Linked DNA regions of Mus musculus: all the other regions are linked to region 1. A link is a loop called in an ENCODE intact Hi-C map of the cell type or tissue named here. Cell type or tissue: gastrocnemius. All regions are shown on one strand.

Region 1 (8,000 bases):
TGGAGCTCACTAGGAGCTCTGGCTTCCACCAGATGGATCCCTGCCCTCCCCGTGCTCCCCCCTACCCTCCGTCTGTGCTCCCTCCCCCCTGTACCCATCCTCTGTCCCTCCCAGAGGGACACTTCTTCCTGCCTGTTGCCCGCCTACATTCTTTTCTTTTCTTTTTTTTTTTTTTTTGAGACAGGGTTTCTCTGTGTAGCCCTGGCTGTCCTGGAACTCACTTTGTAGACCAGGCTGGCCTTGAACTCAGAAATCCTCCTGCCTCTGCCTCCTGAGTGCTGTGATTAAAGGCTTGCGCCACCATCTTTAAAACAAAACAAACAAAACAAAAACCAAGACTTGCCTTGGTCACGGCACTAAAACCCTAACTACAAGGAAGGCAGACTGGGCAAGCTAGGAGGAGTTAGCCGTGAGCAGTGTTTTTTTGTCATGGTGCTTTAGCACAGCAGCAGGAACCCTAACTAAGACACCCTGCCCACCTTCCGTGGTAGGAATTTTCACTTCTATTTTGCAAAGAAGGAAGCAGTTCCAGAAAAACTAGCTTGCCAATGAGGCCTGGGTACCTCTATAACTCTAGAAATTTTTTGTGCTTGTATGAGTGCATGTCTCTGTGTGTGTGTGTGTATGTCTGTGTGTGTGGACATGCAGGAGTGCGTGTGTATGTGTGTGTGTGTTTAAGCTAGCGGACAATGTTTGGGCCGCATTCTCAATTGTTCTTCACCTTTGCTGTTTCTGTTGTAAAATTTAATTTAATTTTATTTCTTGCTACCAGTAGTGCACACGTACACACACGAAAGCACACACACACACACACACACACACACACACACACACACACACACACACAGACACTCAAATCCCACAGAGCATATGGAGAAGTCAGAGTGCATAGAGACTCATTTCTCCCTTTCTACCTTCCCGTGAGTTCCGGGGTTTGAACTCAGGTCACCACACTTGCTTGCTTGCTCACTGGCTCTGCTAAAGCTTTTCCAGACAGAGTTATCTCCTCAGCCCCTTTCACCACGGTCAGGCCTCTTGCTGCATCTCCACCCGGAGCTTCCTGACCAGCAAGGCAGGCTGGTCAAGGAGACCCACACTCTCCAGTCTCTGTCTCTGCGTTGCTGAGATTCCAAGCCTGAACCACAACACCAGGCTTCTCATGAGGTTTCTGGGAGGTTAAATGGAGGTAGTCATGCATGCATGTCAAATGCTTTCCTAACGCTGGGCCGTGGTGGCACACACCTTTAATCCCAGCCCTCGGGAGACAGAGGCAGGCAGTTTTCTGAGTTTGAGGCCAGCCTGGTCTACAAAGTGAGCTCCAGGACAGCCATAGCTACACAGAGAAACCCTGTCTCAAAACACCCCCCCCCCCCAAAAATGCTTTCCTACCTGCACCATCTTTCCAGCCCTAAAAAAAAATATCCCCATAGCTATTAAGAATGGCTTCTTGTGGGCCGGGCGTGGTGGCACACACCTTCAATCCCAGCACTTGGGAGGCAGAGGTAGGCCAGCCTGGTCTACAAAGTGAGTTCCGGGACAGCCAGAGCTACACAGAAAAACCTTGTCTTGAAAAACCACCAAAAGAAAAAAAAAAAAAAAGAATGGCTCGTGGTGCCCAGGTACTGACAGCAGGTATGCCTTTGTTCAAATGTTGCCCCATTATTACCTTGTATATAAATGACCATGAACTACAAGCTTGGAGCCTGGAGGAAAACCCCTTCCTCATAGAGTACACTTCTGAAGATTGGTATCAGGGCCAGGCAAGTTTTGACAGACAGGGATGGTCCCTAGGGATTGAACAGATTTGGAAGTTTCTAGACGTTACCAAAGCTGGAGAGTAGACAGGTCTATATGAAAGAGGGAACCCGCTTTCCTGCCTCTATTCAGCTCTTTAAAGCTCTTGGCAGATGGGGTTCACTATCTCTCATCACGGACTTCAGAAAATGGGGTGAGGGACTGCGGAGGTGGCTCAGTTGGTTTTTTACTCAGTTGGTAAAATGCTTGCCATGCAATGATGAGGACCTGAGTTCAGATTCTATATACCCATGGAAGAGTTACCTGGCTGTAATGCCGGCACTGGGGGAAGAGCAGAGACGAAGGGACCCATGGAGCCCACTGGTCAAGCCTGGTGGTGAGATCCTGGTCCAGCGAGAGCCTCAGCCTCGAAAACTATGGTGGAGGGGCTGGAGAGAAGGCTCAGAGGCTAAGTGAACTCAGAGGATCTGAGTTCAATTCTCAGTACTCATGTCAAGCAGTTCAGAACCACGTATAACTCTGGTCCAGGGGATTAGCCCTCTTTTGGACTCTGCAGGTAGACAAATGCACTCGCACACACACACACACACACACACACACACACACACACACACACTTGCACACATGTATGCATTATGCATACACATTCATGTAAATACATTTTTAAGAATTGAAGCACCTTTGGCCTCCTCCACACAAACACACCCTCCTACCTAAGTAGCATATCCACGTGAGCATCTACAGTGTACACGTGAGCATCTACAGTGTACACACACGGGACGGGGAAGGAGGGAGGAAAGCGGGCAGGCAGGCAGGTAGGAAGGAAAGGGGTATAGCTTGCTTTAGGTTATGTAGCCTTTAGGGCTCTCTCTCTCTCTCTCTCTTTTGGTTTTTCGAGACAGGGTTTCTCTGTGTAGCCTTGGCTGTCCTGGAACTCACTCTGTAGACCAGGCTGGCCTCGAACTCAGAAATCCACCTGCCTCTGCCTCCTGAGTGCTGGGATTAAAGGCGTGCGCCACCACCACCCGGCTGATAAAGGGCTCTCTTGAAGCCAGTTTTTGAATATGTTGGCTTACCAAGCCAACCTGTCTCTTCTGTCTTTCTTCTCCATCCCAACATTCACTAGAGGTTTCTACAGCTCCCCAGACCTGCACAGTGGAAGCAAGGTTAGAGCCCACAGCTGCCATGCCACGGTGCATCTGGTGGAATGTGTTGTATGTGAGTGATTCTGCTCCAACCAGAGAAAGCACGGTTGGAAGGGAGTGCACAGTCATCCAAACAGTGAGTGTCGGGCCACACCCAGCCTCAGCCCACAGGCAGGGCACTCTGTGTACCCAGCCTTCCAGCCAAGAGCAGTGCTTGCCAAGTTGAGGTAAGAGGTGCTGTCCCGGCAACTTAAACCATCTCTTGGGTGGATGTCAAGGTTGTCAGGGATTGTTAACAGAAATTTTGTTTGGGTGGGCATAGTGGAGCTCACAGTAGAAGACAGACCACTAGGATCTGATTCTTGGAGAAGGGTGTGGACAAGCCACCTGGCTTTTTTTTTTCCCCCTTTGGTTTTTTTTTTTTTTTTTGAGACAGGGTTTCTCTGTGTAGCCCTGGCGGTCCTGGAACTCACTCTGTAGACCAGGCTGACCTCGAACTCAGAAATCTACCTGCCTCTGCCTCCCAAGTGCTGGGATTAAAGGCATGTGCCACCGCTGCCTGGCCCAAATAACTTATTCTTAAGTACCCAGTTGGTGCCTGCTCCCCGCAGTCCTACCTTCAGGTTCAGTGCTAAACCAAACTTGCCCACGTGGAGCTCCCAGCTGGCTGTTGGACCCACCTGCCTTGGTGACAACTCCCTAACACCATGTCTCCTGGACAGTTCTGGACCAGGTCATCTATCTAGAGTGTCAGTGACTGGCCATGTATGTTGGGTTGTGTTACCACCCTCTCTTCCATCACTTTCCATTTCCATGCACACACACACACACACACACACACACACACACACACACACTTGCACACATGTATGCATTATGCATACACATTCATGTAAATACATTTTTAAGAATTGAAGCACCTTTGGCCTCCTCCACACAAACACACCCTCCTATCTAAGTGCATATCCACGTGAGCATCTACAGTGTACACATGAGCATGTACAGTGTACACACAGGGGATGGGAAAGGAGGGAGGAAAGTGGGCAGGCAGGCAGGTAGGAAGGAAAGGGGTATAGTTTGCTTTAGGTTATGTAGTCTTTAGGGCTCTCTCTCTCTCTATGGAATCTATGAGAAACCCAGTGGAGGTGCTTGAGAAATGGCTCAGCACTGAAGAGTACCTGTTGCTCACGCTGAAGACCCAGGTTTGATTCTCAACACCCCATGACAATCACGACTGTTAGTCTCAGAGGATCTAGTGCCCTCTTCTGGCTTTGGTGGGCACTGCATGCCCATGACAAGCCGGCAAAAAGCCAGTAGAGTGCCTTTCTCGTCAACCCTTCTCTTCCGGGACTTCTTCCTGTTGGTCTGATAACCATGCTGTTCTGGGGCCTTTGCACATGCCTCTCTCCTTGCTTGGTTGTTCCTTTGTGGCAAACAAACATCAAAGTGAACCTCAAGATCCCGCCTCCCGATGACACACCCTTAGTGGGCGGGACCTCAGACTTCCTACTGCATACAGCAAAATAAGGCTTTCCTATGGTCAGTCTGTTCTCTGCTTATTGAGATGCATAGATGTTTCCTTTATATCTTCCCTAGAAAAGTGCAGGAGCAGAGCACTTACCTAGAAAATGCTGTAGTCCCAGGTCTCTGTTTAGGTCTGTTACCCCGTTTGTTTGTTTTTATTAAAGACTTATTTATTTACTATATGTAAGTACACTGTAACTGTCTTCAGACATACCAGAAGAGGACATCAGATCTCGTTACAGATGGTTGTGAGCTACCATGTGGTTGCCTCCCTGGTCTCTAATGCAAGATGGTAGCTGCTAATGGAATAGAGTCGCCTCACTGTAGCAGTGGTGACCTTACCTCCCGCCTGGAGTAGGACATCACTTGGCTGTTCTATGTGCCAGACTGCAGAAAACAGGTTGCCCTTCTCACTGCAGGACATCCCCACCCCCAAAAAGGGCAATGACTGAAAGTTCACACAAAGAACACCCCATCTGGTCTGTGTTTGGAGTCATCTCTGATGCATTAACACTAGAGGGCGCTCTGAACCAGGTTTGCTGTGGACTTTGTGCCCCTATAAATTAAGGGAGCTTGGTAAGCAGGGATTGGGAGTTTCGGACAGATAGTTACTCTGAATTGCCCATGACCCTGCACGCCACCTAGATAAATTTATTCAGTCACCAAGTTTGAGCTGTGAGAATATTCCTTTGATCTGTATCTTCCTCATTTAGGGGTTAGTGGATCTTTTTGTCTGTTTGTGCCTCTGTGTCTGTCTCTCCCTCTCTCCCTCAGGCTTCCTCCACCCTTATTTCTTTAAATCACCAAGTTTGATCTGTCAGAATATTTCTTTGGTCTGTACCTTCCTCATTTAGAGATAATTGATCTTCCTCTCCTTCTTCTTCTCCTCCTCCTTTCTTCTTCCTCTCTGTCTCTCTCTCGCTCTGTCTCTCTGTCTCTGTCTCTCTGTCTCTCTGTCTCTCTGTCTATCTCTGTCTCTCTGTCTCTCTGCCTCTCTCTGACAAGATCACATGCAGCCCAGTCTAGCTTCTAACTCACTCTGTAGCTGACGTTGACCTTTAACTCTTCATCCTCCTGCCTCCGCCTCCTCACTGCTAGGATTGCAGGGGCACACCACTATGGCTGTGCCTATCTTTTGTTTGCTTGTCTGTCTGTTTGTTTGTTTTTTGAGACAGGGTCTTACTGTAGTAGCACAGATTGCCCTGGACGCTCACAGTCCTACATCAGCGTCTCCAGCACTGGAATTTTAGGTGTGAACTGCCAAACCCTGATGAATAAATGTTTTTTTTTTTGTTTTGTTTTGTTTTTGTTTGTTTGTTTTCTTTTGTTATTAGTATTTCCTCAGAAAAATCATGAAACAAGTTTAGTGGGAGAGAACTTCGCAGCGTCCCTCCACACATCCCCATTGTGTACGGGGCTCTGAGATTGATGGAGGTGTGGCCAGAACCAAGTAGCAAGGTGCTTGACACTGTGTGTCCTATATCCGTAAAGAAGTTTGATTCTGCCAACACCCAGAATGAACTTGGAAGCCATCCTTCCGCAGTTGGACCTCCGTGAGAACACTCAGTCCTGACTCACACTTTCTCAGCAGCCTTGCAGAGGACTCTGTGCAGAAATAACTAGAGGGTAACCGCCTTGGGTCAAACTGTTTGGTGGGTTGTCCCCTTACCCTCAAACAGCCACGTGAACTTGGCACATTGCCCTGTAGGCAGCCCAGGAAACCAATCCATACCACCAGTCTTCCTTGTGTCTACCCCACACAAAATTCTCTCCTAGGGCAGCCCCAAGGTCCAATGTCTCCTGGACCATGGCCGTGAACTCAAAATATCAATTTTTCCTCGGCCCCAGGAGTGCTGGAATTATAGGTGTAATTCTGTAAGACAAAGGAGACCATCAAAGGGACAAAACAACAACCTACAGCATGGGAAAAGATCTTCCCCAACCCTACATCTGACAGAGGACTGATATCTAAGATACATAAAGAACTCAAGAAATTAGATATCAATAAACCAAATAATTTTTTTTTTTTTTTTTTTTGGTTTTTCGAGACAGGGTTTCTCTGTATAGCTCTGGCTGTCCTGGAACTCACTTTGTAGACCAGGCTGGCCTCAAACTCAGAAATCTGCCTGCCTCTGCCTCCCAAGTGCTGGGATTAAAGGCGTGTGCTACCACCACCTGGCCAATGTGGTACATTTACACAATGAACTATTACTCAGCTGTTAAAAACAATGACATCATGAAATTTGCCAGAAATAGAATCTGTTGGGGTGAGTGTGGGGAGGGGACTGGATGGGGTATGGATGGGAGCAGGAGGGATCAGGTGGACAGACAGCAGGAGAGAGGACCTCGAGAGACAAGTTGAGGGCACTTTAAAACCCTATCTCTGAGAAGTGCAGGGAAACTGGTTTACAACATTCCCTGGTATTTGATGACCCTACACAAAGGATCTGAGTCTAACTGGTTCTCTGATCCTGAGTGTGTGACTCAGGCTCACCGATGGGTGGGGCTAATACAGCCAAATTAGGAAGTCGGCCCGCTGTGGGAGGGAAATGAATGCTTTTTCATGGTCTAGGTTTTTGTTTGTTTTGTTTTGCTTTTTTTATACGAGTGAATCTTAACTTTTGGTGATTTTTGTTTTTGTTTTTGAGACGGGATCTTTCTCCCCCAGAACGTCTTTCTCCCTCATTTACTCTCTCCATAGCTCCATTATGGGGCTGGGATGAACCCAGGGCTTCACACATTATGCTAGGCAGATGCTGTACCTCTGTGCTCCCTAACACGATTTTGAGACAGGGTCTTGCTAAATTGTTCAAGCTGGTCTTGAACTTTTGATTATCGTGTCTCAGCTTCCTGAGTAGCCAAATTATGAGCCTGTATCATTCATTAGGTCTGGCTCCCCTCCCCCCTTTCTTTTCTTTTTATTTTCCTTTTCAACACTGTTTCTCCTGCTGGCTTCATGATCTTGTTTGTGTAGATGTGTGTGCATGTGTAGGCGAGAGGCTAACATTGGATAGGTTTCAATTGTTCTCCATCTTTTTTCTTACTGTTCTTTTCTGAGACAAGGTTTCACTGTGCAGCCCTGGCTGTCCCGGAGTTCACTTTGTAGACCAGGCTGGTCTCAAACACACAAACATCCACCTGCCTCTGCCTCCCAAGCGCCTTCCACTTGACTTTCATCTTTTTTTTTTTTTTTCTTTTAAACAGGGCAGCAGCCTTCTCGATGAACCTAACCAGATGGTGTCTACATTGGCTAACAAGCAAGCTCCAAGGCTCCAAGAGTTCTACTCTCTCTCAACCTAACTTTTTTTTTTTTTCTCGCATGGACAGCATCTTGCTATGCAGTCCTGTGTAGTCTGTAGCTCACCAAGATTCTCCTGCCTCAGCTTTTCCAAGTGCAGGGATTAAAGTTGAGTGCCACCATGCTGATCTTGGAAGCATTCTATTATATTTCAGTACTTATTTTTTTTTTTTTTACTTTGGAATATTTGCACATAGACAGTGAAATAAATACCTTGGGAACGGAACCCAAGTCTACACATATTTTCCTGAAAAAAAAAAAAAAGAAGTCCGTCAACT
Region 2 (8,000 bases), 140 kb after region 1:
CCTCATGCAACATTACGTAGTTTTATTAATGGATATCTATCTATCTATCTATCTATCTATCTATCTATCATCTATGTATGAATGAACTGTGTATACCAGGAGAGTTGATAGCACGTATCTCCTTTGGCTTCTCTGGTTTCTGAGGTATCCCCTAAGACAAGGTTGCCTCCGAGAAGCAGAAATGAGACGTGGAGAGATAGCAAAAAGGCAAAAGAGGTCTGGGGTGTAGGCTAGTTGGTAGAGTGCTTACCTAACGTGCAGGACACCCTGGGTTCTATTCTATACCCAGCAACTCATAAACTGGGCTTGCTAGTGAATACTTATAATCCCAGCACTTGAAGGGCAGAGGCTACACAACAAGTTCAAGGCCAGCCTGGGCTAAAGGAGAAGGGGCTCTAACTGCTGCTCATCCCTCTCTACTGGTTGAAGGCTATTCCACTTTGTAAGTTCTGGGTTGCTCCTGCTAGGGCTTCGGAGAGCAAAGCAGAAAGACTCTGGGTGCAGGCAGGATGATGGGACATTGACTATACAGGAACCTGCAGCCCCAGCTGATGTCTCTGGGCTAAGCCAAGGGGATTCGGTGCACAGCGATCAAATGTGTTATCCCTGTGAGCGTATCCCAGGACATCCCCATCTGGAGGAGGCTTTCCCTCTGTCTTTTGTGGCACTGGGAGCTGTGCCCATCTTTTCAGAAGTTAAAAACAGAGCCACGGGAACAAGAACACATTTGGAGCTGGTGTTGGAACTGGGCAGGCAGACGCTTGCTTGGCACGCCTCAGGCTCCGGGTTTGAGCTCCAGCTCAGCAAAACAAACACAAATTTTCAGGAAAAAGGTAAATTTGGTGTTCATTAGGAGCCTATGTAAAAGCAAAGCACAGCAAATTTCCTGTTTCGGGCTGGGTTCCTGGGAGATAAACAGGTCCCTTTGTGTAAACTCTCAAGAAACGCAACACACAGGATTGATGAGGGGTCTTGAGGGCTGACGCAAAGGCTGTCATTAGAGCTCGACAGCAATCTCTGGGTGCCCGAGAAGGGGAAGGAAAAGCATATTTATCACATCTGTAGCTACAAGCCCACACAGCCACAAGGCAGCAGACTCGGGATTTAAAGCCGAGGCCTGGAGAAACGGCCCAGTGGGTACCGGGCCTGAGCTCCCGAGTTCAGTCCCTCATCACCCACATAAAAACCAGGCTGGGGGCAGGCATCTGTAATCTCAGTGCCTGGAGGAGGGAGGGGAGGGAGGCTGGGGTAAGTAGATCCCGAGGGCATGAGGGTGGGGGGTTGCTGATCAGATAGATCTATGGCAAACTGTAGGTTCGGTGAGAGACCCGTCTGAAAAAATGAGGTGGAAGCCAGGCTGTGGTGCATGGTCACAGCACTCAGGAAACAGTAGCAGGCAGAGCTCCATGAGTTCCAGTCTAGCCTGATCTACATACGCTTGCCCTAACGGAAACTTAACATAATTCTAACTATAACCATAACCCTGACCCTGACCCTGACCCTAACCATAAGCCTGGAAACAACCTTAAGTTTCCTTTTTAAGAAACCTGTGGGCAGTTTTCTATCACATCCATTGGCAAGGCTAGGACGAATGGTTTACTCTGTGCTCATGCAGTACTTTTAGGAGATAGGAATTTGTAGCGCCTCTGTTAAAACTCAGGAGCCAAAGTTCAGGAAAATAACAAAGAGCAGTGCCTGTTAGTCAGACAGCGCCACATCCATTAAAGAGATTACTAAATGCACAATATGTTTTGGGGGAACAAAAACCTTGAATTTCCTCTTAAATATACATGTGAGCAAGCAGAGGTTTTGTTTTTGTTTTTGTTTTTTAAGCCAAGGCTACATAATGAAATTCTGTCTCAAAAATAAAAGAAAAATTGGTAGATAAAGATACCCAAAGCTAAAATCTAGCCTCCACAGACACATTCACACCACACATACAAAATAGACATGTCTTGCTGGAGGGTAAAGAGAGACTCACTTAGAGGCAGAGACACAGACAGACAGACAAACACACAGAGAGAATATGAATATGAATATGAATGTATGTATTTCTGCCGGGTGTGTTGGCTCCAAAGCAAACAACTCAGAAAGAAAGGTCCGGGCTCTGAGAGCCTACAGGGTCCTGGCTGAGCAGCTGTTCAGTGCTGAGTGAGGGAACCAGAAACCGAGTGTGTGGTCAGTAGGACATGGTGAGTGTCTACCCGTTCTTCTAAGATGCACACATGAAAGACGCAAGTTCAGTCTCTGCTCTCATTAGCAACAGAAACTGCGTCAAGAGTGCGGCACTTCTTTTGAAATGCAAATGGCACAGAGACTCAGACTAAAGGTCCTGAGTCACTTCCTCAGCCAACCAGGGTACAAGTTTATCAAAGACTCTATTTTTTTAAGACAGTTTTTTTTTGTTTTGTTTTTTTGGTTTTTTTTTTGGGGGGGTAGCCCCTGGCTGTCCTGGAAGTTCTTTTGTAGACCAGGCTGGCCTTGAACTCACGTAGAACCCTCTGCCTTGGTGGGACTAAAGGCATGCACCACCACGCTCTGCTGTCTTTTTTTTTTTTTTTTTTTTTAAACAGAATTCCAGGACAGGTAAGGCTATACAGAGAAACCTTGTCTCAAAAAATTAATTAATTAATTAATTACATATGTGGGGGTGGAGTGGGGGTGTATCTACAGATGAGGGCAGACCTTCCCCCAGGCCTAGAAAGGGTGTCAGATCCCCTGCAGCTGCAGCCCCGGCCCCCACCCCACAACCCAAAGTGGGTGCCGGGAACTCACACTGCAGCTCACTGCTTCGCCATCCTTCCTGCTCCACCGAAATCTTTCCTCAAGAAGCTGCTGCTAAGAAGCTAGAGAGAAGAGACCCACTTGGGTCAGGGACACTGAAGCTCCGGGTGCTGACACGGTGTTAGGAAGTGTTGCAGAAGAACGGTTCCTTAGCTGCGTCCAGAGTAGCTCTGGGTCTGCCTCTGCGGGTTTTGTCTTCCTTCTTCAGGCCGGTTTTCTATTGTTTGTTTGGAAACAAGGTTTCATGTAGCCCAAGCTGGCCTAAAACTCACTCTGTAATGGAAACCCACTTGAATTCCTGATCCTCCTGCCTTCACCTCCGCAGTGAGATTACAGCTGAACACCTTCACACCTGCCTTCGGGTGATATTTTAAACGATCCTTCTGGTATTCACGATGTCAAACGTGCATAGGCATTGGAAGTCAAGGCCCTCTCCTGGTTTAATCAAGGAGCCCTAATGGGTTTTACAGGTGGCATAATGGTTTCAAAGAAGACAAGGAACTGGGAAATAGCTGAGCCAGAGCAGAAGCTCAAACTCACAACATGTCCCCAGATTACTTGATGGACCATGAATCCTGAGGTCAAGTAGGGGGCAGAATCACTGTACCACCGTGTATTCTCAAACCAAGTTTCCTTAGCTTTGAGCTTTGGTTTTCCGGTGAGGTGAGAAGAATTCTCCTTTCCTGGTCAGAGGTAGTTTGATACTATCAGATACAGTAACTGGCAAGGTGATGCACATCTGTAATCCCAGCACTTAGGATGTGGATGCAGGAAGACCAAGGGCAGCCTAGGTAGTATGGGACCACCTCTCCCCCTGTTGGAAAGTGCCAATAACCCTGAAAAGAACAGAAAACAGCCTGTGCCATGCCGGGCAGCTAAAGCAGTGCATAGAGGAAAATTCATTGCTTTTAGAAGTAGGTACCAGGGCTGGAGAGATGGCTCAGAGGTTAAGAGCACTGACTGTTCTTCCAGAGGTCCTGAGTTCAAATCCCAGCAACCACATGGTGGCTCACAACCACCTGTAATGAGATCTGATGCCCTCTTCTGGTGTGTCTGAAGACAGCTACAGTTTACGTATACACAATAAATAAAAAATGCCTCTTTAAAAGAAGAAAAAAAAGAAGTAGGTACCAACCTTCACTCTCCACCTCTGCTTTAGCTGTGCATCAGATGGTGGTAGCATTTGAAACTGGATAAGCCATGGCTGCCGCCCCTAAGATGTATCCAGTACAGAGGCAGGAAACAACCTTCTATATGAAGTTACACTAGGAAGCAGAAGAGGGTGAGCAGTGTGGTACTGAGAGATGGAGCAGGCTGGCCTGGAGGCAGCAGTCACCACAGAGCCTAGACAGGAAACTAAAGAGCATGCTCAGCCTGACCTACAGTAAGATGGAAGATGGCAATCTCTGTCCCCTTTAAGTCTGCCCGGATTTGGCTTACCTTAAAATAAACAAAGAAATAAATAACCTGCATGTATGTGCACCATGTGTGTGTGTCTGGTGCCCTCGGAAGCCAGAAGCTTCCCTGGAATTGGAGTTGCTGATGGTTGTGAATGAACATGTGGTTGCTGGGAACCAAACCCAGACCCTCATGAAGAGCCGTGAGTGTGCCTAACCACTGAGCCACCCACCTACTTCTCTAAAGTGTGGAGTCCCTTTCAATGGACTGAGGGAGTATGCTTAATATGGGAGATAAGAGAAATTCAGTTCCCAGAAGTAAGGACTGAAAGTCTTTCCAGATGATGGTGGCACCCACCTTTAATTCCAGCACTCAGGATCAGAGGCAGGCAGATCTCTGTGAGTTCAAGGCCAGCCTGGTCTACAGAACTAGCTTGGTCTACAGAGCCAAGGTACCAGGCAGTGGTGGCGCATGCCTTTAATCCCAGCACTTGGGAGGCAGAGGCAGGCAAATTTCAGAGTTCAAGGCCAGCCTGGCCTACAGAGTGAGTTCCAGGACAGCCAGGGTTATACAGAGAAACCCAGTCTTATAATAAATAGATAAATAAATAGATAGATAGATAGATAGATAGATAGATAGATAGATAGATAGATAGATAGATAAGCGGAGGGTGGGGTGGGGGAGCACACCTGGTGTTATTAGTCAGAAAGCAGCAGGCAAGAGAGAGCTACTAGATGAATTCTGCAAAGCCCATTTCAGATGGGGCAGGCTCCTTATTCATTTCAGCCACTAGATGGCGACTGGGCTCTGGGAAGTTGTGGGTCCAGGGAACTAAGGGGAAGCCTTTTCTATTATAACTTCTCTAGAGGGGGCAGATGCTCTAGGATGATCTACGGCTTTGCTATGGGGACATGCATGATTTAAGGCCATTGGGACTGGAAGGCATTGGGACTGGCCAGGGAATGCAGAGATAGGACCGGTCATTTACAATACCCGGTTACATCTGCCGTAGCTAGGGACGGGGCTTGGGACAGGTGTGGCTAAACCATCCCTACCTTGTTTCCCTGCACCAGGATGGCAGGGTTTGGTCAGTTGAAGGGGGGTGAGGCCTGATCACTCCAGGCACTGATCTAATTGTAACCGGCCTGCCTGGTCCAATAAGCATTTAGGAGGTTAAAAGGCTTGTTTGGGGTTAAAACGGAGATTCTGTGGTTAAGAGCACTGGCGGTTCGGCTTACTATCTTCTGTAACAACAGTTGGTGGCCTGGCGCCCTCTTCTGGCCTCTTTAGGCACCAGGCGCCGAAATGGTGCACAGATACACAGGCAGGCAAAATGGTTACAGGCTTAAAATTAAGGGGGGTGGGGAGGTCCATTTGGTACTCCAGTTAGCTGCTCAGGTTTTTCTGCTCCAAGGATTTTGGAAGGCTCACCTGCTCCCACTTACCAAATGGACAGGAATTAGAGAGGCCAGAAGTAAGGAACCCAGATTACAATGGAGAGAGCTGGAGAAGGTGGGCTTTGGCTCTGTCTGTAGCAGTGGTGGGATTCCTGTACCCCACCCCCACCCCCACTGCTCTCCTGAGTAGCCTTAGTCCAGGCTCACTTCCTCAGGAACAATTCCAAGCGAAGCATCCATCACTGTGGCCCTCTGTGCTTCCTGGTAGGCAGCAAATGCCATCAGGAAGCAAGCCACAATGTAGTATGACTTCCATGCCAGTGTTCAAGAGGCAGGCACATCTCTCTGTGAGCTTGAGGCCTGCCTGATCTACACAGGTAGTTCCAGGCCAGCCAGAGTTCCACAGGGAGACCCTGTCTTAAACAAAAACAAAACAAAAAGAAGCAAGCCTGGGGGTGTAATCCAATCAGAAGATAGCCTGCTTAGCATACTTAAAGCCCTGGGTCAGCCTCAGCCCCATAAACTGGGCAGGTGGAGGCAGCAGGATTAGAAATTCAAGGTCATTCTTGACCACATAGGGAGTTCAAGGCTAGCGTGGCTACTTCAAACTTCACAAAAGCAACCCTGAGCTGGTGACTTAGTTAGGGTCCCTATTGCTGTGACAAAACAGGAGCTGATGCAGAGGCCATGGAGGGTGCTGCTTACAGGCTTGCTTCCTGTGGCTTGCTCAGCCTGCTTTTTTCAATAGAACTCAGGACCACCGGCCCAGGGATGGAACCACTTACAATGGGCTGAGCCCTCTGCTATCAATCACTAATTAACAAATTACCTTAAAACTGGATCTAATTATCTGGAGGCATTTTCTTCAGATAACTTTAGCTTGGGTCAGGTTGATATAAGTCTATCCAGTATAGCCTGTGAGGTGGCTCAGTTGGTAAAAGTCTTTGCTCCGAGGCCTAATGACCTGAGTTTGATTTCCCCAAACCGACAGAGAGAACTGACACCTGCAAGCTATGGAACTTCTGACTTCTGGAAGCAAGCGTGCGCGTCTGCACACACACACACACACACACACAGACACAGACACGGTAAATGCATCTAGCATTGTTTAGTCAGCTGTAAGTTATAGCCCCAAGCCTCCTTTTCAAACCAGGTTGCTGTCCCCCATTCCTTTTACAATGGATGAATGACCATCAGGGGCTACCAGCTTCCAGGCCACATTCTCAGCTCCTTAATCAGTACCCCTGCCTTTTTGGAATAGCGCTGTCCCCATGGAAGAGTGGATGACCTGTTGAGAGGCAGTGGGGTTTGGAGAGAGAGACCACAAAACCTTACTATGCTCTCTCTGCCTGCCCCTATCGTTGGGGTACTGAACTTGGACTCTGAAAACACCCCCCCCCCAGAGGCTCAGGATGACCCACCTGAGTCCCCTTGTATTAGCCAAGATGCTGAGGATACAAGCAGCAGACGCTGGTGCCAACTAACGCTGGTGCCAATTGGAAACTTATAGGAGGGGGGTTGGGCAGTCATTGGGGTGGACGGCAAAGCTGGGTTACTAGGAGCCACAGTCAGATCCAAAGCAAGAGAACTCCCACTGGCTGGCATTTGGCTAGGGATGGGTGCACACTTCTGACTGACAGTCGCTCCAATGCTTCATGCAGGGGCAAGGGCTGGCTCCTCCTGGATACAGCGTGTTCCCCACCCGCTTGTGCTCACTGTGCCCCTGAAAGTGTGTGCTCTGTTGAGAGAGGAGCCAACACATTCAAGAGTCATAATTTCCTTCTGGACAGGAAGCATTTCACGCCAGATCAAGGGAAAGCCCCTAAAAGCCTCTGAAAAGAAAAAGCATCAAAATACATCAAAGGCTTTGGTGATCCCAAAAAGCTCACAAAAGCTTAGCATGCAAGAGGAAAGATAGCACAAGTCAGTGGCTCTGAAATCACAAGGAACTCATCAGAGGAGCTTTAAAAGAGAGCGTTCGCAAATGCCACCTCCAGATCCTGACCCACAGCGGGTAGAAGGAATATCTCCTTAAAATCGGGGCGATCGCGGTGTGTGCCCAAAAGCCACTGGCAACGTCGGGGTTTTATTCCATGTTGCCATTTCCCTGAGATCATAAAGTGAAAAATCAAAAGTTGGAATGAAAGAAACAACAGCAAAGTCACCTGAGGAAATACACACACACACACACACACACACACACCCCATGGACGAAGACTGTCGTTCAAATAAGAAATCATGGCCAATTTGCATAAGCACATTTTATATGGAATAGAGATAAAGAGTGCGTTTTTATGCTGTTTTATGATTATTACAGCCGAGGTAGTATTTTCCCCCACACCATCAGACCTCCTTTTAAACATCTTGATAAACCCCCTGAAGAAGAGTGGCTGGTCTGGGAACCAGGCACTCAGTAAGGCG
Region 3 (8,000 bases), 180 kb after region 1:
CTCCTGCCTAGCTATAGGCTGTTCAGCTCTTTATTTGACTAATCAGGTGATGGAGAACAACATTTTACAAAATAGTGACTTGGGATGCTTCATAAAAATGACAGTATCAAAGTCTGGACTACAACCAGATTTCTGGACACAGAAATGAGCAATTGAATGAATACACAATGGATGAAAACATTCCCCCAGCACTTCAGACCAAGTTTTAGGATAGCCAGAGATTCACAGAGAAACTCTGTTTGGAAAACAAACAAGAAAAACAAACAAACAAATAAACAACAACCTCCCCCAAAACCAAAAAAAAAGTGATGTGTATGAATGATTTGTCTGCATATATGTATGTAGGTCGCATGAATTCTGGTTGACTAAGAAGACAAATACAAAGGAAAGGACATACCTGCTCCTAGGTGTGTTGGAGAATAAGGTTTATTGTAGACAAAGGGAGTGTTTAGCCAGAGGCAGGGACATCTGAGAGAGTCCAGAGTGGTCATAACCCCGAGCCAAGTGTGAGAGGTGCGGGGGAAGGAGAGGGGGACAGAGGGAAACCAGACATAGCAGCCTGGAGGCCCAAAGAAGAAGGGTAACAAAATGTTATTATAGAAGGAGGGGCAGCTGGGGAAAGTCTGGGTTGGAGAAGTTTTGGGTAGGAAGCCAGATCGGGGGTGGAGTGTATACCAGCCAGGAGGACTTTGTTAAAGGTAGGGCCTAAGGGATACAGGGAGAACCTGGCCATTGTCAGCTTTGATATGTTAAATAGGCACCTCAGCCTATTTGTTTGAGACTTAACACTGGTGACCCCAGAAACCATAACCAAGCACTAGATTGATTCCCCGGAAGGGTTGTAAGCTGCCTTGTGACATGTCTCAGGCCCCTCCAGCACAGGGTCTTACTAGAGAGCCAAGGCTGGCCTGGAACTTGTCATCCTCCTGTTTCAGTTTCCCAAGTGCTGGAAGTGTCTGAGCAGAGCAAAGCCTGTGGGGCTCACTACCCTTGCCAGCCAGGGAAAAATCTGAACCGCACGGGGCTGGGCTGGGCGTTTTATTATAGAGGGGACTGATTGGCTCTCTGAATATGTTCAATGGATCAGAGATAGAGTGTGAGTCCAGAGGTCAGAGAGACGTTATCACCTCTCCCGGCTCTGAGGGAAAGTGCGTGTGGCTACTTTTTATTACCAGTGTGGCGCTTCTGTCCACTCAGTCAAAGATGAGAATCAGGGTTTTCCCAAGAAAACTGTTTCTGTCTATTCAAAGACCAAAAAGATGACAAAGGGACTCAGTCAGAGCTGCAACCTCTCACATATTCCCAGATCTACTTATTATTATTCACTGTACAGAGATTCCTGCTGCTTTCATGTCTACACTGTACTGCCAACCAGGCTATTACTCTATCTTTCTTTCTGTCTTTTTTTTTTTTTATTGCCTTCATGTTCTGAAACACTGTGGTGTTGTGTTCAAAAGTTAGTGAGTTGCCTTCTGAAAAATTAATGGGTGTCAGCAGAGTGAGCAGCTGGAAGGAGGGACAAGGAGGAACACGGACTAATGTTAGATTTATCGTTACCATTTATTTATTTATTTATTTATTTATTTATTTATTTATTTATTTATTTATTTTTGAGGCGGGAGTCTCATGTAGTCCAGACTGGCCAAGGATGACCTTGAATTCATGATCTTCCTACTTTTGCTTCTCAAGTGCTGCAGCTACAGGTATACACCACCGTGCCAATTTAGAAATTAACTTTCTTAGGCTTCCACTTAATACGTGGTTTATGCATTCCATTTATATATTAGAGATTGTTTTGAAAATAGTTGAAAGGAAACTGTCTTTGAGATAAATAGTTAAGAAATATTTTAGAAAGATATTCTGTCTATCATAATTTAAAATTTGCTTTTTAAAAAAATGTGGATAATTTCCTGGGTTAGATTTGTCTTATTTTTAAGATAGTCTCATACTGTAGCATGGGGTGGCTCAGAACTCACTACGTAGCTCAGGTTGGTCTCAGAAAGTCAGCGTCCTGAGGTCTGGGGCTACAGGTGTGAGACGCTATATGTGGCTTATAATTAGAGTTGTGATACACAAAGACAGACAGACACACACACACAACCTTATAGGACTGTGAAAGTTCCCAACGTCCACAGCACACTCTGAGGGATACAGCCTGGACTTCAATGGGTGGTGCAATAGAACTAGGAAAACAAGCTCCGAGAAGCTACTCCTGAGAAACGTCCTCAAGGGGTTCTGTGCACACTCCTGGGTCTTCCCAGAGCTTCAATTTCAAGTCCCAGTGGATCTGGAGTGGGGAGAGAAATCTGCGGTATCTGGGGAGTTCAGGAGTAATCAGCTTGAGTCTGGTCCAAGCAGAACCCACCCAACAATTCAGATGAGAAACTGAATCAGGGAGATTAGTAAAAGCAAATTTGTCCATTGCCTACCACTTGGGAAAACATTAGTCACAGCCTATAGTTTTCAGAGCCCAGTCAGCCAAACTCTCAACTTTAATGAAGATGGCCCTGGGCCGGGGGTGGGGGGCTGGTAGCACACTCCCAGCTTCTGGGAGGCAGATGAAGATCTATGAGAAACCCAAACAAGAAAAGACAAGACTGCCTGGGGAACAGGTGGCTTATCAAGGCCTTCCGAGATAAGGAACTGCTCTGCAGGACCTGAGAGAGAGAAATCAAAGGTGAGCGACCCGCAAGCCTCAGGAGAGTAACCAGCGTTCTGTCCCAGCGGAGCCGCCAACCCGCAGTCCGCTTCCAGAGGGCAGCCGGCGCCTGCCACGTGGCCCAGGTTGCGAACCGGGGGCGGGGCGTGAGGAGGCGCGTCGCGCAGAGTGCGCCTGCGCGGGTGGGCGGGGCGGGGCAGGGTACAAGGCGAGCCCCACGCATTAAAGGCACGGCGCCGGCGACCGGCGGGCCAGCTCGTGGTACGCAGGCGCGGGCTTTCTCCTCCGTACAGCGGCTCCGGGTCTGGGCTGTGTGGTTGTGTGGCTGTGCAGCGGCGGCGGCGGTGCATCTCCGACACCATGAGCGGCTTCAGCAGCGAGGAGCGCGCCGCGCCCTTCACCCTCGAGTACCGCGTCTTCCTCAGTGAGTGGCGTGAGGCCGAGGGCCGGGTCGCCCATTCATTCCAGAACGAGCGGGCGGGCGGGCGGACGCGTCCCCTTCCCTCTGGCGGGCGGCGGGACCAGCGAGGGCCGCCATCCCAGTGCCCACCGCGAGCGCTCCCTCCACACATTCGAACTTGGGCCACATGGGGAAAGGAAACCACTGAGTCACCCTTAGAAGGTGCCCGGAGGTGATACCGACCGCCTAAGAGGATTGTCCTCAGGATCGCCGGCTGGAGGACAGAGATTTCCTCAAGACCTTAATTCGGTGCCGAACAGGATCGAGTCCTCCCCGGTGTTGTAAGAGATGGGAAACTGAGGCCCAGGTCTTCCCGGCACTAGCCTTATTGTGGTGAGGCTTCTCTGAAGCCCTGATGGCCGGGAGTGCTTCTAGGAAACCGAAAGCTTTGCCTCCCTAGACAGACAGGTGACGTCTAGCTAAGGACCTGGTGGGAGAACAGCCAGGTTCTTAACCCTGGTGCCGGAACCCACTAGTTACCCCCGCATCCAACCCCTGCCCTGCACTCAGAAAGGCGGAGTCGATCGGCCTTCCACGTGTGTCACCTTTTCCTGATAGGTGCTTGCAAGCTACCTGGGTTTCTCCTGGAAGCCCTTAGCTTGTAGGTATATACATACATTCATGGTGCTAACAGAGGTTTGCGATGCTGTTAGCAAAGGCCCTTCCAGTTTGTAACCTCTTTGTGTTTATTTAGAAGGGATGGGCAGCAATCTCAGGACAGGGCAAACAGACATTCCTGAAAGAATGAACAGAGAGTGCCTAGCAGAAACTTCGCCATGGAAATAGTGTTGGCTTCAGGTTTTTCAGTGTCCTTTAAAGTGACCCTTTGGGTCACTGGGAATTGTCTTCAAGCTATATGTGCAGAATAAACACACTGCTTTTAATGTATTTAATGTATTGGTGGTAAGTATTTGATGGTTGTGGGTAGAGAGCAAAGCCACTCCTTGACTTTGGATTAGGCTGAAGTCTATCAAATGGGCTCTCTGGAACTTAAGAAACACTAAATTTAGTACCACTATGTAATTTAACTAGTTCTCGCTCTTTGCACTTTTTAAAAAGGATAAATTTCTGAGTATTTTTTCCACTTTTTTTTTTTTTTTTTTTTTTTGAGGGTGGTGGTGGGTGAGGCCATAGTGTTTTCCCGTTTAGCTCAGCTTGGTTTTAAACTTGAGATCTCCTGCTTCAACCTCCCAAGTACTAGGATATAGATAGGTTCAGGCATCACACCTGACAGCATCCATTCTTAATAGAAATAATTATTTAAAATAATGTTACATTTTCCAATCTCTTTAAGACAGATAAAAAAAGTCCAGTTTGAGCAGAGGACAACTATGCATACAGCCCTAGACAAAATAAACTTAAAATCCCAGCATTCCCGAGGCAGATACGAGCAGACCTGTGAGTTTGAGTCCAGCTTGGTCTACAGAGTGAGTTCTAGAAGAGCCAGGGCTACACAGAGAAACCCTTTATTAAAGGCCTGCAGTGGGCTATGCCTGGCTTATATTACTTATTTTTTGAGGCAGGGTCTTATATATGTAGCCCAAGGTGGCCTCAGACTCACTATATAGCCAAAGAATGACCTTGAATACTTTTTTTTTTAAAGATTTATTTATTTATTATTATATGTAAGTACACTGTAGCTGTCTTCAGACACACCAGAAGAGGGCGTCAGATCTTGTTACGGATGGTTGTGAGCCACCATGTGGTTGCTGGGACTTGAACACTGGACCTTTGGAAGAGCAGTCGGGTACTCTTACCCACTGAGCCATCTCACCAGCCCGACCTTGAATTCTTGATTCTCCTGCCTCCACCTCTCCAAAGCTTAGATAACAGGCATGTGCCACCAAATTGGGCTAAAATTACTTTTCAGGTATGACAGAACATAGAAGATATATCATCGTGACTAGATCATTCTTTAGGAAAGTCATAGAATTGAAGTAGGTCTGAATGGTCCCATAAAATAGCATGGATTCTTAAGCTAGTAAGTTGGTTGGCCTCTTTCCTTCCCTGCAGGTAGTTCGCTCAAGTTTTGTAAGCAGTTAACTGAAACAGGATCAGTCAAAAGCAATTTGATCGTCTTTTATATAGCAAGCCCTACAGAGCTAGAGGTGGGAGGAATTCAGCTAAGTCCTGAATTCCCCACAATAGGAAGTAACATCCAGTGTAAAGCAGAAGGTGCACACAGGATGAAAACCTGGTCCTGGGGAGGGTCGGGAGTGCAAACTACACTCCTGCTGTTTTCTAGCTGTTTACGGCTCTCTGTCTCCCTGGCTGGGGTAGAACTGCCTCCTATGTAGACCAAGCTGGCTTCAAAGTCACAGAGCACTTTTGTCTTGGCCTCCTGGCTGCTGCCTTTGGTTTTTGAGTATTTTTGAGACAGGGTCTGCTGTAGCACCTCCTAGGTTGGCTCCAGCCTGACTGTGTGCACAGGTATGACCTTGAACTCCCGATCTTCTCAGTTGCTGGGTTTGCAGGCATGCAGTTCCCGGGCTCAGGTGGAAAGTGGTTTCCTGTGTTTTGTTCTTTTCCCCCTCCAGTGTGAGGAGGAGTGAACTTAGGGCTTTGCACATGCCAGGAGAAATTGTTTACCACTGACCTATATCACCAACACCTTGTTTTTTGATTTGTTCTTGTTTTATGGTATAGGAGTAATATCTTGCTGTTAAGAAGTGTTTATTTTGTGCATTTGGAAATGTAACCAGTCACAACAGCGTTTCTTACTTATTTTACAGAAAATGAGAAAGGGCAGTACATTTCTCCATTTCATGATGTTCCAATTTATGCAGACAAGGTAAGAATCTCTGACATTCCAAAATGATCTCCCCCTCCCTAATTAATTAATTAATTAATTAATTAATTTTGAGGCATGGTCTCTTTACATATTCTTGGCTGTCCTGGAACACACTCTGTCTGGTCTTGAACTCAGAGATCTGCCTGCCTCTGCCTCTGGAGTTAAAGTCACGACACCGTGTCCAGCAAACACAGTCTATTTAATTGGATCCCTAGTTGGACATAGTGAATTTTCTTAATCTCCATCAACTTGAAATCCCTCCTGTGCTTTCATCTCATGGTTCATTGAGTAGCTAAGAAGCCAGTAGTCAATCAGATCATTGGATTAAAGAAGCAGCTATAAATTAGGGGAGGAAGAGAGACAGAAGATTTTAAGCCGCCTCTTTGTGTGTGTGTGTGTCACATTGGTATGAGTGTTTGGAACTGAAGCCTTCTGATTTCATTAATAGCTTAAAATAAACCATGTAGTCTGTGTGTTTTGAATGTGGGAATGTTTATTAAACATTTAAAGTAAACTCTGTAAGTACAAGAAAACTCAGTATTTTTAGTAGGTTGGTGAGTTTGCAAACAGCGTTAAGAAAGTTAAATACACAGCTCTGCAAAGAACTGACTAATCTTGTACGCACCAGGGAAATGTAGAAATCTAACTTAGCAGATTGATGTGGGTTTACCACAGATTAGTAAGAATCTGTACTTTCTTAGAAAAAAGCTTTATATAAAAATATGTGGTTAGTAGGAATTGAACTCAAGACTTCTGGAAGAGCAGTCAGTGCGCTAAACCACTGAGCTATCTCTCCAGCCCTTCTTTTAGGAACTTTGAGTTACATTAAAGGCAGAGCTTTTGAGTTAGAAAAGTTTCATATACTGTCAAACTTCATTTTATTTGTTTGTTTATTGGAGGCAGTGGTGGGTGGGTAGATCAGAAGACAGCATGCTGGAGCCAGTTCTTCTACTGTGTAGGTACCGGGAATCAAATCCAGGTTGGCAGACTTGGATACAAGTACCCTTGCCTGCTGGGTCTTCTCCGGGGCCCTCATTGACCTATAGCTCAGAGTTACTAACTAGTCCATGTGGATTCCGTAGCACACTTGGAATAATATTGTCAGGTTGAAGTCTTCACTTCATGCTCATAGCATTACTATTGCCTTGGCTAGAAATAGACTCATAGGGCTGGTGCAATGGGTCAAAAAACCAAACAAAACCAAAAAAAAAAAAAAAAACTTGCCCTGGAAGAAGACTGCTACTCGTGTCTATGCATGTGTATGTGTGCACACACATACATCATATGAGTGAGTTCCAGGATAGCCAGGACTCCACAGAGAAATTCTATCTTGATAAACAAGCAAACAAACACAATTCCATCACATACCCAACAGGTCCATAAGACTCCGCCGTCTCAGAGAACCCTGAGAAATGATGTTTTGTAGGACAGCCAAGGGTCATCTCCATCCCCCCTTCTGGAGTGTCCCGAGGCAGCTGTGGTAACCCTTGGCTGACCAACCACTTGGGAACATGGAAACCCAGCTCTGTATCATATCAGTCATATACACACAATAACTTTTTTTTAGTTAAAAATGAGAGAAATAGATAAATACATTGAATTGTATTAATATTAGACAGTGTGCTATAGTTCTCCTGACAGCTGAACTCTAGCAAGAAATCCAGTCTGAGCCGGGCATGGTGGTGCACGCCTTTAATCCCAGCACTCGAGAGGCAGAGGCAGGCGGATTTCTGAGTTCGAGGCCAGCCTGGTCCAGGGCTATACAGAGAAACCCTGTCTCAAAAAACCAAAAACCAAAACAAACAAACAAACAAACAAAACCCCAAAACAAACAATCCCCCCCCCCAAAAAAAATCCAGTCTGTAGGTAGCTTCAGGGGATCCCATCTGACTCAGGTCCCGCTTTTGGAGACAGTGAAGCGAACAAAGCCAGTTATGTACTGCAGCTGCAGGAAGGACCTGCCTTCCTGTGGGAGCCTCGCAGTTGTATTTACCCAGGCTCTCCAATTTGTTACTTCTGATGTCCTGACTGTTGCTATGACTTGCTGAGTCCTTCCCCATTGAACTGTCTTGTTGGGTTGGCTTGAGTTA

What was found. Hi-C counts contacts between places; a loop is a spot of excess contacts. Peaks named below come from ENCODE experiments on the same cell type or tissue, not always from the same donor. Only the 100,000 strongest peaks of a DNase experiment are listed, where the experiment ranks them.
Region 2: it touches region 1 in a loop (3-fold over the local background); 13 of 42 quality-filtered maps call a loop at or near these places.
Region 3: a loop joins it to region 1, with 3 times the contacts of the local background. A loop is called at or near these places in 13 of 42 quality-filtered maps.

What each region holds. Positions count from the first base shown.
Region 1 is chr10:61,462,167-61,470,166 of GRCm38, forward strand. No RefSeq gene overlaps it. Among named protein-coding and RNA genes, the nearest start is that of Lrrc20, 9.7 kb to the right of the region's middle. In gastrocnemius, CTCF peaks have their summits at 4,178 (motif pointing left) and 4,943 (motif pointing right); DNase peaks (open chromatin) are centred at 4,203 and 4,916; H3K27ac peaks cover 1,805 bases.
Region 2 is chr10:61,597,501-61,605,500 of GRCm38, forward strand. All of the region lies in intron 1 of Npffr1 (neuropeptide FF receptor 1), which reads left to right. Among named protein-coding and RNA genes, the nearest start is that of Npffr1, 6.2 kb to the left of the region's middle. In gastrocnemius, CTCF peaks have their summits at 4,977 (motif pointing right) and 5,474 (motif pointing left); DNase peaks (open chromatin) are centred at 5,038, 5,449 and 7,100.
Region 3 is chr10:61,645,709-61,653,708 of GRCm38, forward strand. It overlaps Ppa1 (pyrophosphatase (inorganic) 1), which reads left to right and starts at 2,913. Exons shown (of 11, transcript NM_026438.4): 1 at 2,913-3,083; 2 at 5,852-5,910. The coding sequence starts at 3,020. In gastrocnemius, no CTCF peak of the experiment used is centred here; DNase peaks (open chromatin) are centred at 2,886 and 3,550; H3K4me3 peaks cover 2,169 bases; H3K27ac peaks cover 1,940 bases.